Regions from separate parts of the Homo sapiens genome. Here region 1 is linked to region 2. Evidence: read pairs that join two places in POLR2A ChIA-PET (ENCODE). Cell type or tissue: OCI-LY7. All regions are shown on one strand. Each heading gives the region's core, and the rest is flanking DNA. Links, peaks and the distances in the headings are about the cores only. Region 1 has its middle 29 kb from the start of HNF1B. Region 2 overlaps SYNRG (synergin gamma).

Region 1 (2,915 bases), core at 169-2,668, 200 kb before region 2:
TCAAAAAAAGAACAGACATTATAAAAGATACCCATCATGGCGTCATCGAGAACTGTCCAACAATAAGGTCAACAACAGCACATCTCTAAGAACAGCTACCATTGGCTGAAGAAATTCTCTGCCAGGCCTTTACATGCTTTACTTCTAAACCTCACAGTAACCCTGCCACGTCTGTGTGACCTCCCACTTCACAGATGAGAAAATAGGCTCAAAGCACAAAGCAGTAACTGAGCCAAGGTCATTTGAGTAGTAAGTGTCAGAAGCAAGGCTTGAACCCAAGGCTTTGTGACTCTGATACCTCTGCCTGTTCCATTCACCCCTGGGATTGCTTGCAACCAAGATGCTGGAGCACTGAGTCCCAGGAACAAGCCATGATGCAGTAGCTTCCGTGATAAGCAGGAAGAAGAAGCAGCAGTGTCGAAAAAGCCTTCCTGGGCCGGGCATGGTGGCTCAGGCCTGTAATCCCAGCACTATGGGAGGCTAAGGCAGGCGGATCACCTGAGGCCAGGAGTTTGAGACCAGCCTGGCCAACATGACGAAACTCTGTCTCTACTAAAAATACAAAACTTAGCTGAGCATGGTGGCACACACCTGTAATCCCAGCTACTTGGGAGGCTGAGGCAGGAGAATCGCTTGAACCAGGGAGGCAGAGGTTGCAGTGAGCCAAGATGGTACCACTGCACTCCAGCCTGGGCAATGGAGCAAGACTCCATCTCAAAAAAAAAAAAAAAAAACAAAAAAAAAACCCTTCCTGAAATAACATTCAGGGAAAGAGAAGGAGATTAAATTAAATTAAACCTATAGTATAATTATAATTTTTATTAAAATATGTATAGCATTTAAAAGTGATCACTTTTAAATGGAAATAATTGGGCTAGCATTTGGTCGTGGGGAATGGGTGGTGCTTTATTCTATTTATAGTTCCTTAAATGGTGTTATGCTAATGTCTTAACAGCAAGTCTTAAAAAAATTAATAATAAAGACTGACTTGACCACTGTCTGAAGCTTAATAAAAGCATGTGAGTGTTTTTCTCTCTCTCCTACCTTTGGGTGAGTTCTCCACCCTGCCAGTTCTCTCTCGGTTTCATGATGCTTGCACCTTGCTGAAACCACAACTTCCCTCCAGAGTGTTGCTGAGTACCCAGGAGAGAGTCACTGGTAGGCCTTTTTCAGTAGAGGTGAGAGGACGTTGGAATAATGACATCACTATTCAAATGGCGAAGGAGAAAGGGAGAGCACCAAACAAACTCACACACCAAGGAGAAAACCAGTGGGCTTTTATGGCTCTGTTTATGGGAAGTGCCTCACCAACTGAAAGGTCAGGAGCTGACGTGTCCAACGGCACTGGAGCATTACATGAAATTGCAAAAGTAGAACCTTATAAAAATTCATAAGTTCATGAAACACCCTCTTGACTATATCAGTTAGGGGTACAGTGCCCAGGATTCTGTCAGGCTCCAGAAAAAGTGAAACATTAGCAGCCACATCCTGAGCACCCCAGCATTGTCTTAGAACAATGTCCTCAGCATTGTTCTAGGTCCTTCTCCTAGTGAAAAATATGCATTGGGTGCTTACTGTATGCCTGTGCTTTGTGGAGCTCCTCCTGTGTTAACTGTTTTCATCCCCATGTACAATCCTATAATAGACATTATCAGCTTGCAGGTGAGAAAATCAAGGCTTAAACCTACAGTACGATTATAATTTTCATTAAAATGTGTATAGCAGCTAAAACATGATTACAGAGGGAAATAGTTGGACTGGCATTTTTGAATGGGGTTAAAACAAAAAAACTTGCCCAGCTGAGATTCAAGTCCAGGTCTGCCTGACACCAGTTGCTGCACTCTGCAGCCTCTCACAACACCACACCACCCAAAGTCTGTTTCAGCCTCTCAACACCCTGTGTGGCTCTAGGCACTGTCCCCTTTATATGGAGAACATGGCCCTCTGCCTGCATGATCAGAACTGAGTGAGAGTTCACCAGGCTTCCTGCCTTCTCAGTAAAAGAAAAGTGTTCCATGATGGAAAGAATGTGGCCTTTGGCACTAGATGAATCCAGGTTTGCATCCTGACTTCTGCATTCAGTAACTTTAGTAAGTCACCGAACGTCTCTGAGTCTTCATTTTCTCATCTGCAGCATGGAAGCCCGCCTCTCAGTGATGAGGACTGGAGTCCAGCACAGAGCCTGGTTAGAGTAGGAGTGTTTCCATGTGGTTATCCATTGATTGTGGAGGAGCCGCTAAGGTCCAGCTCTCCCCACGCCAGTGAAGCTGCTGTGAGACAATCATTGGTTATTAGAAGTGCTCTCTAAATAGTGAAGGATGAGCAAGAGGTTCAGTGGCCCCTCAGTGAAAAAAACTAATTACCCAGGATGTTTCTCCAGCTGCTACCTTTGCCATTTCCTTCCGCTCCTTCCAACTGATGCCACCAGAATTTGCCCAATTCTTCCACCAGTGGGATGTCTCTATCTTTTGATAAGACTATCCATTCCCCAATCTCCTAAGATGTTTATCTTCATCTTCATTGTGCCTAGTCATTGATTTTCTTGTTTTATCCCCCTTTCCAAGCTCACCAGATGCTCTGTGCCTCAACTGTTCCACACTGCTCTTTGCATGTCCTGTAGTTGGCACACAGAAAATTCTAGTAGGGTGTATGACACAAGGGCAGTGACCACATCCCCAGGTCCAAGCACCATGCCTACCATATAGGAGGTGTTCAATAAATGTGTGATATGTGGGTGAATGAAGGAAGGAATGAATCATTAACAAGTTGTATGTATGGCCTGAGTGGAGAGTGAGTTATCCAACAGTAGGTTCTTGCAGAGGACCTATTGTTGGCTGTGAGCAGAGACTCACAAGACAGGTCAGCCAGGCTCCCTGGGAGGCAGGGCGGATTACGTGCAGCCTTTCTGCTACATG
Region 2 (2,915 bases), core at 172-2,671:
TGTTTCCATTTGTAATCTGGTCTTTCCTTTAATAGATGCCTATAAGAAAATCTTAGAAACCACAATGACTCCAACTGGAATAGATACTGCCAAACTGTATCCCATTCTGATGTCATCTGGGCTTCCCAGGGAAACTCTTGGACAGATATGGGCCTTAGCTAATCGAACTACACCTGGCAAACTTACAAAAGAAGAACTTTATACCGTTCTAGCCATGATAGCGGTAACACAGGTAAACAATGTTTCTTAAGTTAGATCAAATAACTTTATTAATATAAATTGCAAGGATATGAAATCTTTTTTACTACATTGTGTAACTCCTTGTACATTAAAATTTAGATCATTTTCAGGATATAGTACTTCAAAAATGTAGAGTTTATAAGATGTGCATAATAGCAAGTTATTCCTTTGTTTAAAGACTTTTTGTTTTGGTTTGTTTTTGAGACTGAGTCTCATTCTGTTGCCCAGGCTGGAGTGCAGTGGCGAGATCTCAGCTCACTGCAGCTTCCGCCTCCCGGGTTCAAGTGATTCTCGTGCCTCAGCCTCCCAAGTAGCTGGGATTACAGGCACCCACCACCATGCCCGGCTACTTTTTGTATTTTTAGTAGAGATGGGGTTTTACCATGTTGGCCAGGCTAGTCTCGAACTCCTGACCTCAAGTGATCCACCTGTCTCGGCCTCCCAAAGTGCTGGGATTACAGGCATGAGCCACCACGCCTGGCCTAAAGACTTTTAATATTAACATTCTCTGAACTTGAAAGTTAGTCAGTAATAGGTGAAATTACTCTGTGTTTTGAAATTCTTCTCTAAAATTTCATAGATACAGATAAAGTATTCTCAGTCTGGTATAAATTTTTCTTTTATTGCAAAGTCATTTTAAATGATTTGATCATATAGAATTAACCAAACTTGTCAGAAAGTGAAAATGTCAGAACTGATATGTGTTGGCCATTTCTTTCTTAAGTATTAGGTTTGCATTGACCTTGTAACTTTTTTTCTTAAATCAAATTCATGAGTTTTGAGAGTTGGAGTGGAAACATGCAAAGGCTACAGATTTTTTTACCTTTCGGTCTCTGCCAGATTTCGACCGTATGTGGTTTACAATCCTCTAATCCATTTTCTTTCTATCATTTGTAGAGGGGCGTTCCTGCAATGAGTCCTGATGCTTTAAACCAGTTCCCAGCAGCTCCTATTCCAACTTTAAGTGGCTTTTCTATGACTCTGCCTACACCGGTGAGTCAGCCAACTGTGATACCTTCAGGTCCTGCGGGCTCCATGCCCCTCAGCCTTGGACAGCCAGTCATGGGCATTAACCTTGTTGGACCAGTGGGTGGAGCTGCAGCCCAGGCTTCTAGTGGTTTCATACCAACCTACCCTGCAAATCAGGTAAATGGCGAAGCTGTGCATATTTCAGATAATCACTGAAAGTGAATCTGGGCACCATTTTTTCCGGGGATACATAGAGTAGGTTACTGGATTATGGTGAGCACATTTAAATTCTTAGGTTGTATCTTTCAGAAAAACTGCTAAACCTGAAATTAAAATACTTTAGTTTTTCACTTCTCAGATTAGCAAAAATGTTTTAAATATATAATATTTAATGTCATTGAAAAAGTAGGGTAAAAGTGACTAATACACTCTAGGCTTATTGGTACAGCCTTGTTGAAAGGCAGACTTGGCAATAGCAATCAAAATTCTACATGTTGAGCTGGGCATGATAGTGTGTACCTGTAGTCCCAGCTACCCTGGAGGCTGAGGCAGGAGGATCACTTGATCCCAGGAGTTCAAGTCTGCAGTGAGCTATGATTACGATCACACCATTGCACTCCTGCTTGGCAACAGAAGGAGACTGAGTTTAAAAAAAAAAAAAAAAAAAAAAGCCTCAGCATGTCTATATCTTCTATCCTAGTAGTCACATTATTAGAAATCTATCCCAAGAATAGTAACTCGAATTAGCAAAGATATACAAGAATTTTTGTTGTAACATTGTTTGTTAGAGTAAAAAGTAGAAATAGCTAAATATCCAACAGGAGGAGAAAGGTTAAATAAATTTCAATTCCTTCACACAGTGGTAATCATTAAACTGAATGAGATAGATCTACATGTACTGCATGGAAATGTGTCTTTGTTATATAGTTAAAGTATAGAGCAATATAGTGTAATCTCATTTGTCTTTAAAACAAATGAGCTGTTAACAGTACTTCTGGAGTGTGGGATTAGGAGTCAGTGTCCACTCTTTGTACATGTATGTGATTGGTTATGATGAGCTTGTGTCACTTAATTTGCAAACATGCATGATATAGCTGTATGTCTTTTTTTTTTTTTTTGTAGCATTTTGACCTTTCCTTTTTAGTTTTTTTTTTTTTTTGAGACAGAGTCTTGCTGTGTTGCCCAGGCTGGAGTGCAGTGGCACGGTCGTGGCTCACTGCAACCTCTGCCTCCCAGGTTCAAGCCATTCTCCTGCCTCAGCCTGCCAAGTAGCTGGGATTACAGGTGCCCGCCACCACACCCGGCTAGATATATCTTTTAAAGATGGTAGGCGCTCAGTAACCCAATGAATATCATTCAGCTATTTTACAAATGTATAGATTAGCTTTTTTTTTTTTTTTTTTTCAGCCAGAGTCTTGCTCTGTCGCCCAGGCTGGAGTGCAGTGGCACAATCTCGGCTCACTGCAACTTCTGCCTCCTGGGTTCAAGTGATTCTCTGGCCTCAGCCACCCACGTAGCTGGGACTACAGGCACATGCCACCATGCGCAGCTAATTTTTGTATTTTTAGTGGAGATGGCGTTTCGCCATGTTAGCCAGACTGGTCTCGAACTTCTGACCTCAGGAGATCTGTCTGCCTCGATCTCCCAAAGTGCTGGGATTATAGGCGTGAGCCACTGCTCCCAGCCTAAATTAGCTATTTAAACCA

The links. Peaks named below come from ENCODE experiments on the same cell type or tissue, not always from the same donor. Only the 100,000 strongest peaks of a DNase experiment are listed, where the experiment ranks them.
Region 1: POLR2A ChIA-PET joins it to region 2 with 7 read pairs; 4 of 35 experiments call an interaction of 5 or more read pairs at or near these places.

What each region holds. Positions count from the first base shown.
Region 1 is chr17:37,772,986-37,775,900 of GRCh38, reverse strand. No RefSeq gene overlaps it. Among named protein-coding and RNA genes, the nearest start is that of HNF1B, 29 kb to the right of the region's middle. In OCI-LY7, for the core only: no CTCF peak of the experiment used is centred there; a DNase peak (open chromatin) is centred at 1,110.
Region 2 is chr17:37,569,108-37,572,022 of GRCh38, reverse strand. SYNRG (synergin gamma) reads left to right here. Exons shown (of 22, transcript NM_007247.6): 9 at 36-232; 10 at 1,138-1,386. Among named protein-coding and RNA genes, the nearest start is that of SYNRG, 39 kb to the left of the region's middle. In OCI-LY7, for the core only: CTCF peaks have their summits at 1,120 and 1,323 (motif pointing right); a DNase peak (open chromatin) is centred at 1,322.